3 separate regions of the Homo sapiens genome follow, and all the other regions are linked to region 1. A link is an interaction called in ENCODE POLR2A ChIA-PET data of the cell type or tissue named here. Cell type or tissue: GM12878. All regions are shown on one strand. Each heading gives the region's core, and the rest is flanking DNA. Links, peaks and the distances in the headings are about the cores only.

Evidence for each region. ChIA-PET counts read pairs that join two places held together with the same protein. Peaks named below come from ENCODE experiments on the same cell type or tissue, not always from the same donor. Only the 100,000 strongest peaks of a DNase experiment are listed, where the experiment ranks them.
Region 2: POLR2A ChIA-PET joins it to region 1 with 7 read pairs; 5 of 35 experiments call an interaction of 5 or more read pairs at or near these places.
Region 3: POLR2A ChIA-PET joins it to region 1 with 5 read pairs; 2 of 35 experiments call an interaction of 5 or more read pairs at or near these places.

Annotation. Positions count from the first base shown.
Region 1 is chr15:96,034,017-96,041,550 of GRCh38, forward strand. All of the region lies in intron 1 of LOC112268156 (a long non-coding RNA gene), which reads left to right. Among named protein-coding and RNA genes, the nearest start is that of NR2F2-AS1, 290 kb to the right of the region's middle. In GM12878, for the core only: no CTCF peak of the experiment used is centred there; DNase peaks (open chromatin) are centred at 3,705 and 4,815; H3K27ac peaks cover 631 bases.
Region 2 is chr15:96,316,851-96,324,384 of GRCh38, forward strand. All of the region lies in intron 1 of NR2F2-AS1 (NR2F2 antisense RNA 1), which reads right to left. Among named protein-coding and RNA genes, the nearest start is that of NR2F2-AS1, 6.5 kb to the right of the region's middle. In GM12878, for the core only: no CTCF peak of the experiment used is centred there; no DNase peak of the experiment used is centred there; H3K4me3 peaks cover 637 bases.
Region 3 is chr15:95,617,162-95,624,695 of GRCh38, forward strand. No RefSeq gene overlaps it. Among named protein-coding and RNA genes, the nearest start is that of LINC00924, 190 kb to the left of the region's middle. In GM12878, for the core only: no CTCF peak of the experiment used is centred there; a DNase peak (open chromatin) is centred at 4,020.

The DNA.
Region 1 (7,534 bases), core at 1,032-6,031:
TATATATTATTCCACCCCCATCGTCTGGAATAATATATTGTTTATTTTGACACAGGACAGTATGGATGAATATCTCATCACAACAAACTTTGGAACGAGTTCTTTAAAAAAAATTCTAACTCTTCCTTGTGTCTGGGGACATGCAGGAAATGTACACTTTATCTCTGATGCTCATGTTAACCATGAAAGGGAGGGGCATTGCCCTGATTCGTAATAGGAAATTGACATTGAGATAAATTAACTAGACCAACATCCCTCAGCCAGAAAACAGCCAAATTAGGTTAGGGCCCCATCTGTGATAAAAGCTGATATATTTCCACTACCTGATGCCACCTTCCAAATGTGACCAGGATACACTTCCCTACAACAAATTCATCTGAGCGAATCATAGAATTTTAAAGGTGTTGGAGAGTTTAGGGGTCATCTCATCATCCTCTCTGGTGAATCAAATTGTTCTCAAACTCGTGTCCTGAACCAAATTTGTGAGCATGACAAATCTGGTCCCAGTCCAGTGTCCCCAGTCTGTGAGTGACTTCACCGTCCACTGGGTAATTCCAGCCAGAAACTGGGGGACATGTTCTAGAATCTTAAACCTGACTCATCACCATATGCTGTCAAGAGTGTCTCCTGAGCATCTCTTCATTCTGCTCATCCTCCCCACCAGGCTCTCAGGCAGGTAATGCCCATCCTCTCTTGACTGGTTTACTATCATAGCTGCCCCCTGCTTGACCCATTTCCACTCTTGGTCTCTTCCACCAAGTTCTTGACAAATCTTTTGCCAACCCAAATCTGATCACGCCCCATCCCCTTACCATATGCCTCCCTCTGCAGCCTTCTCTCACTGCAAGCTGCCCTTGCTCCTCCCTTGTACGTCCTCCAGTCCTGTGCACTTCCCCACCTGCCTCCCTTGCACGTTCCCTTTGCTCTGCCTGGACATTAAATTATCACGTCTCAGCTCAAGACATAGCTCTCCCTCTTTTTTGCTCACTTTTGAATCCTCAAAACCTATCACAGTTCATGCTGTATGGTGGCTAGGTTCCATGAATATTTATTGAATAAATCCTCCTCCATTTTATAGATTTAAAAAATTGGGTCCTTTGAGGATAAGTAAATGTCTCAAGACGTCAGCTGGTTAGGAACAGAATCGGCACAGAAACCCACACCTCCTCACTCCAAGTTAAGTGCCCCTTCCCCTTGGTTCCCCTTCCACTCTTGCCAACAGACACACGTCTGCCCTGCTCCTGTTTCCCAGGTGCCTCATGGCCCACTGAAGCATGCATATTCACAAACTATATTTAGAAGGCACAGCACAGCCAATTCTTCACAGAGCAAAGATGCCACAGACTGGAAGACTCCATCCTCAAAGTCACAAGTACAATCAACAACTCCGACTTCAAAAAATGAATCCTCAATAACCCCCTGATCCAGACTTTCCTTCATCTTGGCAGGAGGAGGATCTTACCAATCTGCCACCATCCAATCAATTATTGGGTTCAGCAGGGAGGGAGATGATAAGTGTGTCCTTCTCACACACAATAGAAATTGAAATTAATCTAATTAGTTTGAAGGAGCACTTCAATGCCACAGTGATCAGTACTAGATGTAGAGATGAAAGATGGAAATACAGATGAAAATTGATGGTTATTTTCTGTGTAGTTTCAGGTTGGAGGTAATTTTCGAAGATTTGTTTTGTCGTTAAGATTCCTTACACTGATGAGACCCAACTGCTTAACTCTTTAAGCACTTCCAGAGAAACTCGGGAATGCACACACCCGCCCACACACACACACACACACACACACACACACAGGCACACACATGACTACATAACAGGTAGATAAAGCTTATGCAAGTTGCAAATATAGCAGTTTTAGCTTCTATATCTCTTCTTTAGCATTGTGACTGTAAAAGAAGTGATTTTTTTTCCGTGTAAAATATTTAACCAGGATGACCAAGATCAAGTTGTTTGGTGGCTTGTGATGAATACTTGGGGTTACACAAATACTGTTTCTGTGAGAAGACTACCCCTCTCAATGAATTTCCAGTACCTAGGTGTGGTTTATGGATCTCCCATCAATGTATTAAAAATGGGATGTGCATTTGGCTTCTGTTTCCAATTAATGTGGCACTTTCAAATATTTCAGAAGGAAGCTATCGAGACATTATTAAGAAATGGTGACGGCGTTTCAGACAACTAAAGTCAAACTCAGGAGAGAAAATGCCAGCCACTGTTTAATAATAGTTTGTCTAATAAGATATTCATATTATCATATATGTCCCATCATAGAGGATAGATCTTAATGTCATTTTAATATTTTTCCTACTAAAATAAAATTTTAATTAAGGCTAAAGATATATTGCCTAAGGTAAGCTAAACTGTTTAAAATTATTAACTGCTTGAATACTTGTTGCTATACTACAAGCTTCCATAAAAGAAAAGAAATTAAGTACTCGAGGGATTAATGCAATTTTGAAAGCTGCACCCCCTCCTCCCTTCTTCTTTTAGATACGCCTAACTGAACCATAACTGTTTTTCTCCACTCAGCCAGACTCCAGCTTTGTGGCTTTTTTAATAACCTGGCTTTTCAAGGCCCTGCTCCGGAGAGCTTTTTCATTTCTGCCGCACTACCTACAAGCAAATTTCTTCCAGTTGCTCAACAGTCGAATGCCTCCCTTTCTTCGTTGCTGAAGCATTTCATTGCAGTTTCATTGACAGGGTGGTGTTCTGTTACAGTGGAATCAATAGCTCAGCGCTTCCCAGCACACCGATTAGCTTGTCAGTCAGGGCCTGGGGGAGGTAGTGTAAATCCCAGAATACCAGGGGCCAGGGGTTTGCAAACGGAGGAATGCACACAGGCCCCGTGGTTGTCTACCACCTGTTGCTGTGCAACATGTGCAGAGTGAATTAACTTTGTTGCTGCAACATGCCTTAAAGGTCAACTGCAATGGAAGCCTTAAGCTTTTGGAATATTTTAACTCATTACAAAAAATCCACCCCTCCTGATTTGTTACTGGTTCTGCGACAAAAAAGGGAATTTATTCTTTGAGAGGCTAAGTTTGACAAACAGGTTGTCGAATGTGGGGGCTTAGTCTAATCTGGAAGGGCATGGAGGGGAGGGCAACTGGTTTCTTATTTTATTTTTCAAAGTAAATGGCCTGCCTGCTTCTTGATTACACATTAATGGAAAACAGTTTCCACAGTTAATGTGAGCATGCTGTGGCTTTCCGTGTGGGGCGTGTGTGTGTGTGTGTGTGTGTGTGTGTGTGTGTGAGTGTTTCTTTCTCAAACTTCTAACAAGACTTTTTTTGATAACTGGGGAGTCATCGGTTTGTTTTGTTTTTGTTTTTTCTTCTCCAAATGTTGGACAAACACGATAATAAAAGAGTAAACAAAGAAATGCAAGATTCATGCAGAAGTTATTATGCATAACTTCTTGGACCACACAACAAAAAGAGGTGTGAGTATTCGAGTTAATAGGGGATTAAATGATTATTGTCTATTAGGAGATAATTACAAAGAGACGTGACTTCAATATACTAAAAAGAAAAGTTTTCCGGTTTCACCGTATAATGCTGTGAAAGCAACAACTTCAAGTGTCAATGATGCTTCCAGTCAACCTCAGGAAATCTTTTGACAGATATTTATTATCCAATGCCAGGTCACCCTAGACCACAAAAGGAAATTCTGTGCTTAGTACATCAAGACACTATGGGCTGAGAAAGGTTTGCTTTCAGCACTTGGAGTTTTCTCACGAAACCGCCTTTAAACTCACCACAAACCACAATGTAAACCAGTGCGCTTCAGATATGACTTGTTAACCTAATTCCACCAAATTAATTCACCCATTTTTAAAAGGATTTCTAATGATGCAAACAAAAGCTCCAAAGCCATGAGAACACCCATTTGAATTCAAAGGTTGGCAGAGAAAATATTAATGTTTTGAAAAAAAATACGCAGAAGGAAAGCATTGAATTCTACAGTGGCCAATGTAATTTTACCCCCAAAAAAGTTATTTACTGAGAAATAAATGTGTCCATTTCAGAACAGAGAAGGTATGTAGCACCCCCTGACTTCATTTCCCTGCGGGGGAAAACAAACGTGTATTCTAATTTAAAGTGGTTGCTTGTCTTTCTAATTCTAATGTGCAGTTGCTAGAAAAATATTATAGAGAAGTTTAATTCTTATACACTTTTAAAGATGTGAATATGTCTTTCTGTTCTTTCCATCCTTAGTTTTGTCAGTATGTTTAATGCCATGGGTATTTATTGCCCAGCAACAGCACACACGCCCCTGTAGCTAGCAATAGAGGGTGTAGTGATATAATGCAAAGAAAATCAAGTCCATGGTCCCTGGACTCCAGTCCTCTAATTCAGCAACACATCAAGTCATGTATAGCTTAGGAAGAGAAATTCATTCCCAGTAGTTAGTAAACATGACCACTCCAATACCATAACTTGGTACTGCATTGCCCAAAAATATACAAAAATATGCCTTCTTCTCTACAAGCTTACTTTCTAGCTTTGCACACACTTCCAGAAAAAGATTTGGTTATTTTAAATCAAACACAGCTCCACACTTTTGCAGAACCACAACCACTGGAGACCTGAGTGATGTTTCTCCTGGTAATGTCCAACTATTTTTAATAACTGCTTTTTCTGAAATCCCGCAGCTACCTTTAGCAAATGAATTCAGGACCTGATACCAGTAACCCCTTAAAACTCTGCCACGAGAAAAAGAAATTGAAGACAGATACACATAAAGAAAAATGAGTCATCATGCCATTGTGATTCCATCTCAGAATTTTCTCTAGCAGTTCTCAGATCCACCCACAATACCCTGTGGATTTCAAGGTGGACATGTGACAGGCATTATGTAGACAGATACAGGATAGGATAGATGTGAGAGCTGAAACCACGTTTACAAGAAATGGGGAAACTACATTTTCCATGTCTTTACCAACATTCTGTTAAAATTTGTGTTTTCAGTTAAAAGCGTCTAGCTGTGTACACTGCCTTTATAGTCACTACGGCTCTGTGTGAGTGTAACTTAGTTTTATTTCACAAGTATGTGTGAATAGCTGCTCCTGCCATCTCCTAACAGGGGACTAGAGTCAGCTCCCACAGAGTAAGAATCCTCTGCTGTCATGGCGTCTTATTAAGCCCATACATGATGATACCTCGCCGGAACATTCCAAGCGATGTTTTAACTCCTCCCTACTGCCCAGCACCTGCTTCACATGCACCCGAGCCAAAGGTTGCTGCAGTCCCCATGCTCGTGGTAGCCCACGCTGTACCAGCCCACACACAAAATTATGTTCATTTGCAGACAGGCAGACTTCTCTGGTGAATATCCAGATGGGCCCCTCAAGATCAAATAAACTCACACTAAGCTATGAAAGAAAGGTTCTACTGATGCTGCTATCACCTCAACTTCCGACATTGTTTGAAAGAAGCAAAACAAGATGGTTGTACAGGGCACTTTCTTCCCCAGAACCTGACAGGCACGGTCAAGTTGTCTATTTTGCTTACTTCAAAGAATATTACATTTGAAATCTGTATTATTATTAGTACTTATTGTTCAAAGTATATTGGCATTGCATACATTTTGTAGATAATGATAATTGTTTCTCTGATCTGGGACCCAACCGGACATTTTAAATAGGAGTGGCTACAAATAGATACATCTGGAACATATAAACATTCACCAATACTTGCTTGGTTACATGACTTATACCATTGCATAAAATGTTACAGAACTGAGGTGATTAGAATCAATCACCCCTGTTGGATGGGATTAAAATCTTATCTAGCTCTTTACCACTGGAAACCTTGCCATACCAGGGACACTCCAGGCTCAAGTAATCTGCAGAAAACCTATTACAGTGTCTATTACATTATATTTTTATTTCACTCTATTATATTCTCAAAAAGAGTTAACATGAGTTATAGCTCTAATACACCAAGATAACATGAAAATTAGAATAAATAGGCAAGGAGAACAAGTGAGAAAGTCAAGAGGGAAGTCGAATGTGTCTGGGCATCATGTAGACGGTACAGCTTGGAAGTAGGTCAGGTGACTATGAAGTTCTCTCAACTGCCACCTGCAAAGGTCTGAGGGTGACCTTGTCAGCAAATTCAGACAAGGAATAAATAACTAATCATTTGGGAGACTGTAGCAGACACACGAGATGAAAATTTATTTTGCCACCCCAGATCCATAGGAAAATAAAGTGGGCGGTACTTTTCTTTCTTCTGTTGAAATTGATATATAAAAACATGCTAATTACATCAGATTAAATATAAATTTTATTTATTCAATTATCTGAATGACTTAAGACTGAATTAATTTTGACTTCAATATTATAATCAGCTTTACATTAAGCATTGCGAAAGTGAATTTCTCATCCTGTGTAACTTTCTTCTTTTCATTAACATATTTTCAGAACACTTGCTTTATATTATAGTTTGTCAGGAACAAGATACACATCTGCATAATAATCATAATTCTACATGCTTTATTCAGTCAGGTAACGATTTCCTAATTCTTAGAGAATCTTCTCCAAATTCTTCCAACGGATCATACACACTCACTTTCCACCTCCATGGGCAAAACAGAACTTGCTTCACATTTTATTATTTTGTTTAGTCATCTGTCATCTGGTAGAAAAAGAGAGAGCACGAGCAGCAGGGAAGAGGAATGGAAAGGATGGGAAGAGGAATGAAATTTTGGGGGAGTGACAAACTTCACATGGATATTCACAATATTTATTGGTCCATGCACCTTCAGAATTTTTTCATTGAATATCAAACATTCTAGTAAATGCCTAAAGCTACTCACTCTAATATCAGTTGTATGGTGATTAAGAAGGAGCAAAAAACTGGGGGATCATGGGGACCGAGTGTTAAATTTTAACCTTGCTACTTAGTGAATCTGCCTTAAGACCTGCGGTCTGTTACTTACTCCCATTTGACTTCAATTATGCCTCAACTATTGAACAGAGACAATAGTATCAACTTTCAGCGTTATTACTAGAATTAGAAATAATATAATAAGCACCTATAGTAAGTGGCTGGAACATGTTAGGCACTCAATAAAAAGTAGATGATATTAAATTTCCTGTTCAGAAATAAACGGTATTACATTCCCAGAATTAAACTGCTGTATAAAAACTTATAAATTAATTTGCTAATTCCCATGATATTTAGAAATTGTGTATTGAGTCCCAATGCCTTTAAAGATGGTCCTGTACAAACAGGGGAACAACAGACACTGGGCCTCTCAGAGAGTGGAGGGTGGAAGGAGAAAGAGAATCAGGAAAAATAACTAATGAGTACTACACTTAATGCCGGGGTGACAAAATAACCTGTATGACAAACCCCCATGACACAAATTCACCTATATAACAAACCTGCACATGTGCCCCTGAACTTAAAATAAAAGTTGAAATAAATAAATAAAGATGGTTTTAGTAACAGTATCTTAAGAACACTAGAGAGTCATATTATCCAGGTCTTATCAGGGGACCCAGATGGG
Region 2 (7,534 bases), core at 1,672-6,671, 280 kb after region 1:
TTTTAATGTGACTGACTGTATGTTTCAGCCTCTTAGGCAGAGATAAAAAACACTCAGACCTATAACTGTGTTGCAACATTACACCTAACTTGTCTATTTCTATTATTGTCTCTTAACTTAGAATATGGAAAGAAGGCTTTTTTTTTTTTTTTTGGTTGTTGTTGTTGTTCTGAAGAGCAAAGAGAAAGATAGAAAAACGGCTGGCATTCAGCCTAAAGAGAAATCATTGAAACAAATTAATCCTATGCTGTTTAAATTGACATGGTAATCCATCATCAGAGAAGGCAAACTCTGAAAGCAATCTAGAATCTGCCCTGCTCTTTCACTGGCCCTGGAGGCACAAAGACAGATAGTAAAGGAAGGAGGGGGGAAATCATAAAAGTTAGAAATGCCTGAGAAAAGAATAAAATTGGTGGTATCAGCTCTCACTGTCCTGCCTCTGCAAACCTCCTTTGGAAAGGAGAGGTTAACTCTCAACAGTTGCTGTCCCAACTTTCCCTCTAAGTGGTAGGTCTCTGGAGCTGAGCTCTAGTCTGCCTCCTTCTCTAGGCTGCCAGGCTGCTCACCTCAGTCTAACCATTGCCTGCCGTGTTTAAAAAGTTGACCAGCCAGGAGCTTGGCAGGACCCACAGAAACAGTTCAGTTTGCACAGAAACTTTCCCAACATGGTAAGGGGCTCCATTTATGGGGTTTAGGATTTGGGTTTCTTTTTATTTTGTTTTGTTGTTGTTTGGGGTCTTTTGGTGGGAGAGAGTGAGAGGGAGACTTTTTCTTCATTTTTTTTCCCTCCTATCTTATTTTGTACTTGACGAAAAAGCATGTTATTGTAATTTTTAAAAGAAAACTTTTGTAACGTCCATAAAAACTTAGGCAAGACATCATGCCCTGTCACTTGTCTGTCTTTTATTTTGGAGGCTTATTTTTCAAATCTCTCTGCGCTTCAAAAATCCTGCAATGTTAAAATTTGCTTTTAAATTCAAAAAGTATATAAAACTGTAAAACTGAAGTGTCCCATCTTAGAAGATAGTTAAGGTTTTAAAAATAAAAAAATTTTAAAAACTTATTAAGAGCTCCACTGTTCAAACACACTGAATCCTAAGAATTGTTTTTTCTCTTGAGCTTAATTTATGTAATGTTTATGTGTTTTGTTTTTTAGGGGAGGAGACATTTTACAGAACATACCTTTCTCATTATTGCCTGGACATACCAATTTGAACACAAAAGTGAATATTATTTTTTCAATTTAATAATGCATTCGACTATAAAGGCGAGACAATTTGAAAATATTTTTAACTTCAAAAATTCACTCTGTTAACAATAGACAGTATGTGAAGACAAAAACCCAAATATCTTTGTACCAAAAGCAAAAAGGCAGAAGGATATGAATGTAAACCCTACCCAACAACTGCCCTATTTTAATTTATCTAGGATAGTGTTTCTTCTAGTTTATTTTAAAAACCTTAGCATGCTACTGAAACTTCAGAATAAACATCACACCTCTTTTCTATAATTAGAATTTTTATTCACTGATTTTAAAAAGGGAGTGAATAATTCTTGTATACTGACTAATGCTTTTTAAAATACGTAAGCATAAAAGACAAATTAAAGGCATTTCCAGGGTAAATAGGAAAGGAGGGTTAAAGACTCATATTAAATATTCATTCATCCACAGCCATGTCAGTTGCAATTTTAAGAGTTGTTAGGAAAGAAGAACAGGTTTAGTTGTTTGTTTTTAATAGAACCTGGGGGGTTGAAATAGTAGCTCTTCAATAACTGAACATTCAAATTGCAATTCCTGAAAAAGATTTGATACTTTTGAATTTGTTTTCAATTTATATACAGTGTAGACTTTAGCAAAATAGTATCTAATTTTAAAAGCCATTAAATTAACCAAAATCACATGTAAGAAAATCAATGAGTAAATAGGCATAAGTCTTTATCACTCAGAGGAGGCTAAGAAGAAAAGTATCTTTAAAATCCTCACTACTTAAATATCACAATAGTAGCATCTTTTTAATTACTTGGTAATGTGGCAACAAAGTATATGCAAAGAAATTGCAACATACCTTTAGAAGTAAATAAGTTATTAACATACATTCTACACAGAAATAGGCTTCCCCAATTTTGCTATCTTCTTCTCCCTGACGGTGATGTGATGTGGTTCTGCCAAGAAATAACCAATGTGACATTTTTCACTGAATTCAATATTCCCTTCCTTTAATGTTCTCAGTTTTGCTTTAAACTATTTAAAGTGACTTCCTCTCAATCCATTTACCTCAGTCAAGTACATAGAAATCTCCTAGATAAGGTTGATTAATTTATTATGAATTATAATAGATGGATAGGAAAAGTATCTTTCTCTACCTTGTATTCAAACTAAAAAGAAAAGTATAAATTTTATTTAAACAATACACTTTGTAAATTCTCAAGCTAATACATCCTATGGTCAAGAAGCTGAATATGAAGTTAAACAGTCTTCTCTTAATTTTACACAGAAGTTCTTTATTTATTTTTAAGATGCACCTTCAACTTTTCAAGAAATCAGCCTTTTAAGAGGAGAAATGAGGTTGTAATTAATTTGTGCATGTTTCCCTATTATGACAGTATGTCTGTCTCTGTCCACCTACTTACTCCTTTATATTGAAACTGTCCCCCCCCCAAAAAAAACCTTATAAAAACCAATAGAATGGAAATCGCTCCTTAAACTATTTTTCTCCAACTGCAATTCACCTTGAGTTTGTGTTTTAAGAAAATTAAATTAGATCCCTTTTGTTGTTCTGCTTGTATTTTCTTTGAGTACTACTGATGCAGCTAATTAACCATATTAATTTATCTGGGTATTTGCCTTACTAACACCTTCACATTTAAATGACTGGCACTTGATATCATTTGATTAATGCTTTTTTTTACATACCAAAAATTAACTGTCATTTAAAAGATTTCATTACCAGACTCTTGAGAAAGAGAAAAATATAGAACCAGACAATAATTCCTCACTCTGTCCACTACTAAGTATGAGCTGATGTCCACATGGCTTTAGATGTCTTTGGAACTTTCTCAGCAGGATTTGCCTTACAATATAATATTAGCATTAAAAGCATGTATAGCCCACATCACACTTGGTTAAATGGGCAGAGAGCCCCCTTATGCCATCATCTCTAGCTATAGCCTGTTCTCCTTTAATTCTTCAATCCATTGAAAAGTAAAATAGAATGAGTAGCATATCCCTGAATTTTTAAATATTTAGGCAAAAGATGCTCACCTTTTATTTAAATGCCTTGCCAAAGCTACCAAACTGCAAAACTGATGGCTTTACTTTGAAGTGTCTTTCTGTGATTTTGCAAGCCACGGTAGCTCTACCATAGCTAAGTTGCTTCAGCTTGTATTTCAACAATGGTGGTTCTAAGGAGCTCATTCAAAACTCTTTTTTGTACTGCCTTCTGCCTTTTTGCCAGTACACATGAGTGACAGCCTCTATCTAGTGCCTGAGTATATGAACCTTTAATCCATCAAGGAACTTCTAACACCATCAGAATATACACACCCACGTGCATACACCTTCCTGCAGCCACCAGGTTTGAAACCAGCAGAATATATTTTTCTAATCTCACCCAGATTTTATGGCTATAATGTGGCTACTGACAAGATTCTAAAATTAGCTTTTATTTAAATAAACCATGTAATTTTTTTTTAGTTTTTTTTTTTTTTTTTTTTAGTTTTTAAAACTCTCTGCCACGGCAATCTACTGCTGTAGACATGGTTAGAAATATTTTTTAAATGGACTAGACGGTCAGTTAAATACAAGAAAATATTTCACTATATTATATTTTCTTATTCCCTAAAGTCCATCTCCATGGAGTGTGCTGCGGGTGATGGATGAGACTGTTGTCTATCTGAATGGAAACCTGCTTTCATAGGAAGGGTGGAGGTGGGAGAGGACCAGTGAAGGGCAGAGCTCTAAAATTCTGGCAACTAGAGTGAATATACCCTTTCCTCCTTTCATCCTTCTTCCTTTGCTCCCTCCCTCCCTCGCTTCCTTTTTGCTACGTCTCTTTTTGGTAGATCACTGTAGTTAACCTTCGTTCTGGCCAAGACCAAGAAGGGTTAATGGACACCCGGCTCCTGACACCTTCCAGGTCAGCTTGGCTTGCGAACTTCCAACGCAGGAATTGGAGGATTACCGGGGAAGGAATGCGAGGTACCCGATAGCCTCACACCTGAACACGGTCGCTTCAATCCACTGGGATTCATTTAAAAAAAAAAAAAAAAGAAATTCTCTTCTGGAAAATGGTTAATTGGATCTGCAGCTACATTTCCTGTTGCACCGAAGAGCCAAGCAGGGCAGCCTGGATTGGATCCCTCAAGCTGCCAAGAAAATCGAGCAATTGGGGGGTGGTGGTGGGGGGGGGGTGAACCTTTCTAAATAAATAAACAAACGTAGGTAGCTATCAGTTGCTTTAGGGAGCGCAGATATTTAGGAAAAGGCCAGGAGCGGGAAAAGGAAGAAGAAACGAAAAAGATTCTCCCCTTTTCTTACCTTTTGCCCCTCCTTTCCCCTCCCGAAATTTGCGCCTACTTGATTATTTGCAGCTGTTTCGAACCTCAAGGTTTGTTCACAGTAGCGAGAGAGACTTGCGCTTGGAGAAGTGAAAAGCCATTTTCGCGCCAGGGCTTCGCTGCTTGAGTTTGGGGGTTTTGCTCTCCCTCCCAGCAAACTCCCCTCAAAGCCTTGCTAACTTCGTCAAGCCCTGCCAGCCTTTACTCCTTGGCCACTTGGGTTCGCAGTACCCAGCCAAGGGCCCCGGGCGGGTTTCCATCGCTGGGGGTGGCCTGGTACCCCCAAAGCTGAGTTCCCGCCTAGGAGAGGACGCTGACGTCCTGGGGCTTCCTCGGTGCCTGTCACCCAGCCCCCTGCCTTCCTCCTCGGCCTCAGATGTCGTCCCACCTGCCCACGAGCAGGGAACCTGGAACCCACTCTCCCGGCAGTCCCCAGCGGGTTCCGCCACCCGGCGGCCGCCCCTGACACCGAGTGGGTGGGAGGAAGAGGCAGCTGGCGGGGATGGGCCATTGAGACCTCTTGAAAAATATTAAAAGACAGGATGGGTAGAGATTTCTCCGGGAGAAAGTTCGAGGGTGCATCGGGTCGCGGCTGGGAGGAGTACCCGAAATGCCAGCAGGAGAAATGCAACCTGTTTAGGCCACACCTTCAATCCCCGAGGCTGTCTGGAGAGACTGCGTGCGGGGGACTTGCCGGCGTTCCCACACCGCGCCTGCAATCCACTCCCGCGGCTGCCTGGCCTCTGCCACTCGCGGCTTGAAGCCAGTGGCTCTCAAGCCCTCGGCCCCGCGGCGGCCCGCGCAGCCTTCACCCGGCGCCGGCACCACGAAGCCTGGCCGCAGTGGACTCCCCGCAGCTCGCTGCGCCCTGGCGTCTCCCGTCGAGGAGGGAGGGACGGAGGCCTGAGCCGGGAGCTCCCTGGCGGTGGTCGGGCCGCCCCCCTTGAGGCCTGCTCCCCCCTCTCGGCCTCGCCAAATCCCTGAAAGCCCAGTCCCCCTTCGTCACCCCGGGGGCTTCTAATCACTCGGTATCGATTTCCCTAACTCTTTTCATCCTGTTGAAGACACATCTTAAAACACTCCAGCCCGGAGTGTGCTCTGGGCTTTATCCACACTAATAAAATGATTTACCCTTCTCTCCGCGCTCTCCTCACAGAGGAAAATCGTTCGAGCCCCGGCTATTTGTGTGTGATCAGTAAATATTTAGTGCGCTGACATCCTTAGCTGGGCTTCGGATCGATTCGGGGCCCACCGGGAGGTGCGCACGGTCCGGGCGGGGCCGCGCCGAGCTCGCCGAGGGGGCTCCTCCCGCCCTCGCCGCCGGCCGCTGATTTACGGCCCCTGCAACCAGCTAAGGGGGGCGAAAGCGCGCCTGGAAAATTGGCTTTTCAACCTTTTACTTTTGACATTCAGCCACTTCCCCAGGCTCTAATTCTCGCCCGCACTCCTCCCTCCCGCCCTACTAAGGGTTGCCCTGTGCGCCCTGCGAGCCCTTCCAGCAGCAACGCGCGGCGCTCGCGCCCCCTCGGCCCGGGGACCACCTATCACAGCCCTGAGCCGCGACGCGGGGAGGCCCCGGCCCCTGCTATGGGGGTCGCCTCCTTCGAGGAGAGATGCTCTCCGCCCGCCCACACCTCTGAGGGAGGAGAGGGGGTGGAGAAGCCCAGAGCTGCATCTGCTGGATGACGAGCCGCTCTCCCTGCTACCCTTTCTCCGACCCGTCGGCCTTTCTCCTACTCTGGAGACTGATCCTCGACGTCCATCGGGCCGGATGGCGTCGGGTGGAAGCGTTACTTTCCTCGCAGAAAAACTCCTCCTCTTTCCTAAGATCAGAAAAAGCGCTTAGCTTGGAATTGTTAGGTGGAGGCCTCCTGCCCTGATAGTGGCTGTGAGAGGGCTGCGGCCGTGACACCGTCTGTGTCCCCTGGCCCTCCTGGCCTTCCCCGGGCGCAGACGATTTCATTATTGCAGGGCCGCACCGTGGACCTGGAGTAGGGCACTGCGGGGTCCCGCTGCGTCCTACGGGAGCGCTACCTCGGTCTGCTACGTTGCCCGAGTAAGATGTGAGGAATCCCGACCCTCGGACTCCACTACTCTTGGGCCGGGGCTTCGGGCCTGAAAGTCTCCGGCAATGTCGCCCACCTGTTAGCGAGCTTGTTCCCCTCTCACCTGGGGCCCGGGCCTTTGCAATTCCCCTGGGGCCCAAGAAGGAAGGGGCATGACCTTGCTGGGTCTAGGCACCTCTCCAAAATGCTAGCGCCCTCTCCTTTGTCCTACACATGATTTTCTAAACAACCTTATCTGCAGACTATATCTTTATACTAATGCATACTTAATTGGTCCGTCTTGACTGTCCATATAAAACAATTTAATTAGGGTGCTTTCTTGCTTTGGAGAGCAAAGAAAAAAAAAAAAAAAACCCTGCCCAGTGCTTATTGTATTTAGCACCAATACAGGCAGAAAATGTAGCACAAGTTTTTGGTTGAAAGAGCACCTCTGTGCCCATTGAAGGGCGTTGATCCGAAAAGACAGAAAGGACAAGTAAAATCGATTTGAAGCGACCCTCTCTGTCCCTTTCACACCATTCAGAAACTCCATTCCTTCTAAGACAAAGACCAGCGCCTTGGGAATTCTCAGGGAAAAAGAGGACTCTAGTCCCACAAGCCTAGGGCACTTTTTTAAAAAAAAATCCTCAATATTTCACTTAAAACCCACACTTGATGCTGTGCCCCCCAAGTATGGGTTCCACAGATGCCCCCTCCAAAGTGCCAAGCTGCAAGGCTGACAAACCCCCTTTCCCCTGCCTGTTTGGCCTTGTAGCCAGGCCAGGACAGCCGTTTAGGGTTAGTGCAGCCCTCACCTTTGACCTCCTAGATCCGAGTGGCTGCCAGCACTACAACTTTGGCCAAAGTTAAAAGAAAACCACAACAAAAAATTTTTTCTGCTCCCAAACCCAGGGAAACCAGTTCTGGTTCAG
Region 3 (7,534 bases), core at 1,260-6,259, 420 kb before region 1:
GTGATAAACTGTATAAAGGGCTAAGCTCAGTGCTTGGCAACCAGAAGACACTTCCTTGTAGTTAGGGTCCCAGATGTAGCAAATGAAAATTCAGTACAGCCAGTGAAATTCTGATTTCAGATTAAAAAGTGAATAATATTTTATCATAAGTATGTTCCATGCAACCTCTGGGATAGGCTTATATTAAAATCTCATTTAATGTTTTAAATCTGAGATTCAATTTGAATGAGGCATCCTCCAGTTTACTGTCAAGGCATTCTATAGTTTACAATACTGGTAGCGAGAAGAGTATTAAAGCCCAGTGTGGTAATCATACTCTCTCTGGAGAAAGATAATTTCCTTAAGTAATGGGGATAATAGTGCCTACTTCACAGGTAAACGGAAAGATTATAGGTGAACCTATACATAAAACACTTAATATATAGTTGGGATTTAGCACAGAAAACTAAATTGTTTATTTACCCTTTGTTCAGGGAGTTTAAAGCTCTGAGGTCCTCTGAAGCTGCACCTAATTTGGGATTCCTAGGGGAGAAAAAGGAGAGCTGGCTGCCCCCCAGGGTCATCTCTGGTATACTCTGTAAATCTCAGAATCTCTGTAGCAGTTCAAGACCACAACTTTTAATAACGGAAGCCTGGTAAAATATGTGTCAGATGCTGTTCTAAACGAATTACCCGTATCCAATTATTTAGTCCTCTCAACAACCCTATATGTTTACCATCTTTAGTTTTACAAATTGGGCTTGAGGCACAGAGTGGTAAAGTAACTGGCTTAGGGAATCCCTGACCGCACAGAACCAAGGCAGCCTGGTTCCAGAGTACAGGCCCTTACGCCTATACTAAGACCCAGGACACTGACCGATGAGCATGAATTCGGACTTTGTCATGCTTGATTGCCTGGGGTTCTGTGGTGGTCTGGCATCTGCTGCTTCCCACAGCATCTGAAGACAAGAGTTGAAAAAAGGTGAGTGGAGTGTGTGCAATTGTGGAATTGCCCATGGATGACATATTAAATCTCCTCTTGTAGAGACTTATCTTAAGGGATTAGCTGGGGATCTATTTTCTGTGTGCTGAAGAGAATACTGGTTGTGTGCCTGGGAAACCTGTTCTTGGACATGGGACACCATGTGTGGTGGTAGAGTCAGCACCACCACTGGTGATTTGCTACATCTCATGCTGAAACATGTGTGTTTCAGTTGGTTCTTCCTGCTGCTGAGAACATCCTGACATAGCGAGGGCCACAGCATTGCCAAGTGGGCATTTGCTCAATGAGACATAGCCATTCAGAGGCTACTCTGCAAGAGAGCAGTCGCAATCCACTGTGCCAATGATCGGCTGATTAGCTAAGCATTAGGGGTCTGAAGGGCCTACCTGAATCCAGATGGATTTCAATTAGGCCCCTTTTTAAATACTGTTAAAAAAATGTTTACTTAAAAGCACCATTAAACTACAAATGCTGCAAGAAAATCAAATCAACTCTTGAAACAACCACAATACCTAGAGGATAGCTGATGGATCACTGAGGCACTGTGCTAGGCGCTAGGGGAAACATCCTATACACATTTCTCAGGTAACCTTCCAGTTACACTTCAGGGTGGAAGGGTGACGTTAAGTGCTTTCCTTGCCATGGGACCGAAGGTAAATCAGGAAGGAATGGGAACTGATGAGTGCCAAAGTGACTTCATCATGAGCCTCCAATAGAATTTACACTTCCTGATGGAAAGATTCCAAGATTTTTAGTTGGAAAAGCTGCATTTAGAAAACAAATATGCGTAAGCTACCACATAGATGTATCTTGAGCACACTGTCATTTAACAATCACGGAAAGTCCATCGGGGAATGTTTAGAGAACACACAGCTTTCATTCTCCCCAAATTCTATATTATATCTATCCTTTGGTCAAGCCAAATAAGGTGACCATTGGTAATTAAATTACACCATCTTTCTCTCTTCCCTAAGATAATTTCTCTCAACCATCAGTGCACACTGGGAATCTCGGAGAAAGTAGCCCAGCATTGCTCTTGCTCATCCGTCAAAAGGTTGCCTTGAATATTGTTCACTCAGGTGTACAGCTTTCCCCTATGAGACTCCCAGGGAGAAACACCTGTCTGAAATTAGTACCAATAATAGTTGAAAATCGCCAAAGCTACTGGTGATTACTTATTTCATGGATGCTATAAACTATGTATCTGAAAATATTTCTCTTCACTTTGGCTTCTAGGAAGCTGAAAGCTAACTCTTAAATCTGCCCAGAGGATCAGTAAATACATTGTGGCCAATCTTATTGGTATCACTTTTTCACTATACTTTTTTTTCAAGTTAATTTTAATTCATTCACTTATATTATTTTAAGTATACCTTAAGGCAGACTCAATACTGTTCCAAAGACAACAAAAAAGGTAGGAAGGGAAAAGGAGAATAGGCGATAGTAACTTCAGAACGGTGATGTGCGTGAGAGTATGGTGTCAGTTGTAGACTGTTGTGCAAAAATAATATATTTACACTATTAGTAGTAGAAGTCATATCTAATAATGGTGTTAATACTATTATCAGCATTAGTATCCCTATTTTGGTAAGACAGTGATGAGTGGCAGGAAAGAGAAGAAGAGAACTGGCATTAAACCAAACTTGGTGCTAGCTGCTGAAGGCAGGCAATGGCATCCATTCCTCAAGAACGACCCATGAGAGGAGGGTGTTCACATGCTCACTGTATAACTGAGGAAACGGAGGCTGGTGGAGCAAGCTGGTGGAGGACCAGCATTAGTGGTGCTCAGGACGCACTGCTAATGCTGAGGCTGGTGTTGCTGTCCAGGTCTATCTGCTTCCGTCTTTGCGTTCTTTATAGCACCCTGTGGACAATGAGGCCAACATTCAGCCCTGTTTGTTTGCATACCTCATTTGTCTCAGAAAATATTTAAGAGGGTAGCACCTGTTACTTATTTTACGCTTAAAGCTTCGGAAAAGATTCCCTTCCTTGCAGAAGTCTTTCCTGGTTCAGTCACTTCCCTTCCATGTTCTCCCACTGTCACCACACACATCACGGTGTGTTCTTACCTTGAGTGCCCACTGGCTGGGAGCCTCCCAAGGACAGGATGGCAGTCCTGTCCAGCACTGTATTTGTGGGACCCTAGCAGACTACCTGGCTGATGGCTAGTGCTACTCAATAAATGTTAAATAAATGAGTGAGTGGCGACTGGAAAGTCTGAGGCTGCCAAGGGGTGTGTGTCTCACAATTTCTTCTTTGTGTCATCTCTTCCATTGCAGATGAAGAGCCATCTTCTTTCTTTTTATGGCTAGACCACCCACCTTCCCATTGACCGACTGTTATGTTGTCTGCCTCTTTAAATATCTTGTTACTTTCCCACCAACATTTTCAACCTCTCACCCCTTTACACTAGGTCCTCTACCAGTGACGAAGTATTCCTGAGTATCTTGTGTCCAGTTGTCCCTCACCCTAGCTGATCATCCAAACTACCTGGAGACATGTTGAAATCTGAGCCTCACCTTGGATTACTAAATTGGGATTTCCAGGATTAGGCCTAGGTATTAGTCTTTTTTTAAAAAAAAAAAAAAAAAAAAAAGCAAAACAAACCCCACCAACAATCCTTTACTCCCATAAATAAACCTCCTTTGTGGATGTAGAATCAGTGCTCGACAGCAATAGCTCACTCCAGATAACACTACTCATGTTCTGTTTTGAATAATTTTCTCTTGCTATTATTTCCTTCCAGATTGAAGCTTGAAGACAGTTTTTCTTTTTCACATAAACAGTGAGTTTATCATCTGGTCCCATCTCATTCTTCTGAATGTGCATAGACAAAGGTGTCTAAAAAGGTAGAATGCTGAATACTTTCTCAACTGGCAAGCTGAGAGAAAGGGAAACAGGCAGAAAGGGAGACAGGACAAAGCGGAAGGGCTCATGCTACACAGATGAGCACATTTATGCCCCATATTTCCCAACCTCTTCAGGGAAGGTTGAAGTATGAGATTCTTGCCAATAGTGAGTAAAAATAACAGTTTCACTTTCAGTTGGAGGTTTATAAGCAAGGGTGTGAGTTCTCCATACCCATCCTTCTCCCACCACAGAGGCCTTGAAAGATGTGTGTCCCAGAAGCTATATAACCAGGTATAAGCCACATGAGTCCCTCAATCCTCCTGGAGAAGTGTTCCACCCTGGAGAGCTGCTTCTCTTCCAGAGGACTTTGAACAAGAAAGAAACTATCTTTCATGTGATAGGCCACTGAGAGCTGGAAGTTTATTACCACAGTACAGCCTTTCCTATTCTGATTAATACAGAAATTGGAAACAGAAGTGAGAATTACTCACAACAAAAACTAAGAATAATTGCCATTGGCTGAGCAGTGGGGCAAGAAGGTGAGAAAATGAATATCATATTTGGGAAATATTAAAATATGGAGCTGCTTGTCATGCAATGCTCAATGTATTATACATTTCAAAACTGCTTAAAGAGTGGATTTTAAGTGTTCTCAACACAAAAGATAAGTGAAGTGATTGATATGTTAATTTGCTTGATTTAATAATTTCTAAATGTACGCATATATCAAAATATCACATCATACCTTAAAATGTATACAATTATTGTCAGTTAAAAATAAAATAATACAAAAGAAGTAACTTTAAACATTTCAAAACATATGTATAGAAAGCCTGTTACCCATGTTCATTTGGGAGACGGATGCTACCTATTGAAATAGGAGAAGACTTTGGAAAACAATATTTAGCTGCTCTTAATTGAATTTGGCAAGATATTATAAGAATGAGATGAGCTCAAGAGAAAAACAATGCCAGTTTGAAGGCAGCAATGCAAAGGAATAGGGTGATTTCAGATATTCCAGGCCCTATAAGGTTGGAGAATATGAGGACTTGTGGAGATGAGGTTAACAACACTTGGAGGGACAAGTGCTAGGTGAACATTTCATTTGATAAAAAAACTTCCAGGGCAAAGATCAAATTAGGTGTATGGAACCCTCTTCGTTGATTAAAGTACCTGATGGCAAAAGTCATACTATAGTTATGTCCTCCTCTGTGAAATCAAAAGGCCACCAAGTAGCCACCATAGAGTAGAAAGAGGAAGGCCTAGGAGAGAGGCACATGAACAGGAAAAGAAATAAAACTGTGAAGATGCTTTGGAGAAAACCTTGGGTAAGATTTGGGCACAAAAAACAGTGGAGGCAGGCTGGGCATGGTGGCTCATGCCTGTAATCCCAGCACTTTGGTAGGCCAAAACAGGTGGATCACCTGAGGTCAGGAGTTCAAAACTAGCCTGGCCAACATGGTGAAACTCCATCTCTACTAAAAATACAAAATTAGCTGGGCATGGTGGTACATGCCTGTAATCTCAGCTACTTGGGAGGCGGAGGCAGAAGAATCACTTGAACCTGGGAGGCAGAGATTGCAGTGAGCTGAGATCGTGCCATTGCACTCCAGCCTGGGTGACAAGAGCGAAACTCTGTCTAAGAAAAGAAAAAAGAAAGCAGTGAAGGCACCATTGGGTACCTTGGCAGGCCAGGAACTCAGCAATGAGAGACATGGTAGAATAAAACACATGGTAGATCCCTTGAGATCCACCCAGACAGGGACATAGAATACTAAGAATTACTATAGTATATTAAGGGCTTACTAAGTCCCAGGACCTGGACTAACTGTATGTATTTATCCTCATTTTATCCCTGTGAGATAAGCATAATTATTCTCATTTTAGAGGTGGACAAAATGAAGGCTTAGAGGAGTTAATTTCCTGAAGACCTGTTAACTATGAAGCAGCAGACCTAAGATTCCAATCTTATTGAAGAGAAACAGCACCAGTCATGTATTAAAGGAGGCAAGACAGATTTTATCCAGACTACTGCAACAGGAGACAGAAACTCCAGTATAAGCTGAGTTCAATGTCAACTAAGATAAAGATGACTAAGGTTATTAAAGGGAAAACAAAAAGAAAACAAAAAAAGGTTATGAGGAAATTTTAAAAAGAGGAAAAAAAAGAGACTGGGAGCCAGGTGTGGGGGGGAATGGAAAATGATAGAAGATGTGCTTTGCATGGTTTGGCAGCATATATTTCCATGAGCAAAGACTCAGCATGGGGTTGGGAATCCCTGTTATGGACATAGCCTAGTGCAGGTGGAAGCCAAGTTAAATTTGGTCCAGTCTCTCAGAACAGTGTTAGGGCAAGACCTTTGTGCCATGTGGGAGTGCACAGTTTACACTCTCGCCTGGATGACTTCAAAAACCATGCTTTTAACCTTAATTACATACCATCTGTGGACAAATGGATAGTTGCCAAACAATTTGAAAAATGATGCAGTGCTACAGTAAGGTAATACTGGATTGCCGGAGAGCATCGGAGGGTGAGGCATGGAAGTAGAATCTAAAAAAATGCATAGTTGGTGTCAAATGGTTTAATATGTGGCTCGAGATGAGTTTGGCATGATAAGCAGAAATTAGAGCTCAAAGGTACTTGAAAGTCAGGCCACAACATTTGAGTTTTCTCCTCAAGATCATGGAAACTGCTGTTCTCTAAAATGAATGAAGATTAATTAATTACATCAGCCAAAATTAGGTACCATGTTGATCTAAAATTGCCATCCCAAAGTAGAAGTTGCCACTGACCAGAGGCCATAAAGAACTCAAGCCACTGTAGGAATCTTAGATAACTGTAGAGGTTAATGGAAAAGGCAGAATTCTGTTCAGAGTGATTTCAGCACACCCCAAACGATTGGCCCGTGAATCTCACGTATACATTTTAGGCTGGAAAGTGATTTTCTTTTTAGACCCATTCGTCACACCAATTAATCAAGTCAAAGAATATGATATTGATCATTATTGGTCCCTTTGTCTCAAATCCAGAGGTTGGCTCTCATTTTATTCCTCAGGCCACCCATCAAGCCAGAGAGGAAGCAGGAATCATAACGCTCAGGATCTCCTGATGCTAACCTCTATCCTGAGACCACCAGGCTAGGCTGCCTCACCCTGAAAGAGCTATTTTATCCAGAGAAGGCCAAGCCTCAAAAAATTCTATGCTGGTCTGTTTTCTATGGAAGTTCCCAACATTGTGGATGCTTATCTGAATGCTATCTGAACTATTCACATCTCCAGGGAGAGCATAATTGGACTGGAAATTTCCTAAAAACAAACTTTCTTGTAAACGTTTCAGGCTGTCCTGGGTTGGGTCAGGCCAGAAATATCCCTTCTCTAGCCCTATGGCCTGAATTCTGCATCCTCTGAAGATGAGGACAGTTGAGACAGAAGAAGTAAGGCCCTGGTGAAAAATGACAGGGTGGCCTCAAGTCCCCCAACACTCCCACAACATTTTGATAGTGAGTCCTATCAAGATCTGGAAGTTTTCTCATCATCTGAAACAGAAGTCCCAGGTCCTTTGGGCACATCTCCAGGTGGCCTCATTAATGGTAAATTAAATAAAAGCATTTTCTTACTTTTCCCCACAGAAAGTAATGATATTTTAATAATGCTATGCCATTACTTTCTTGGGATAACAACAGCGAGGAGAATAGCGAGGAAC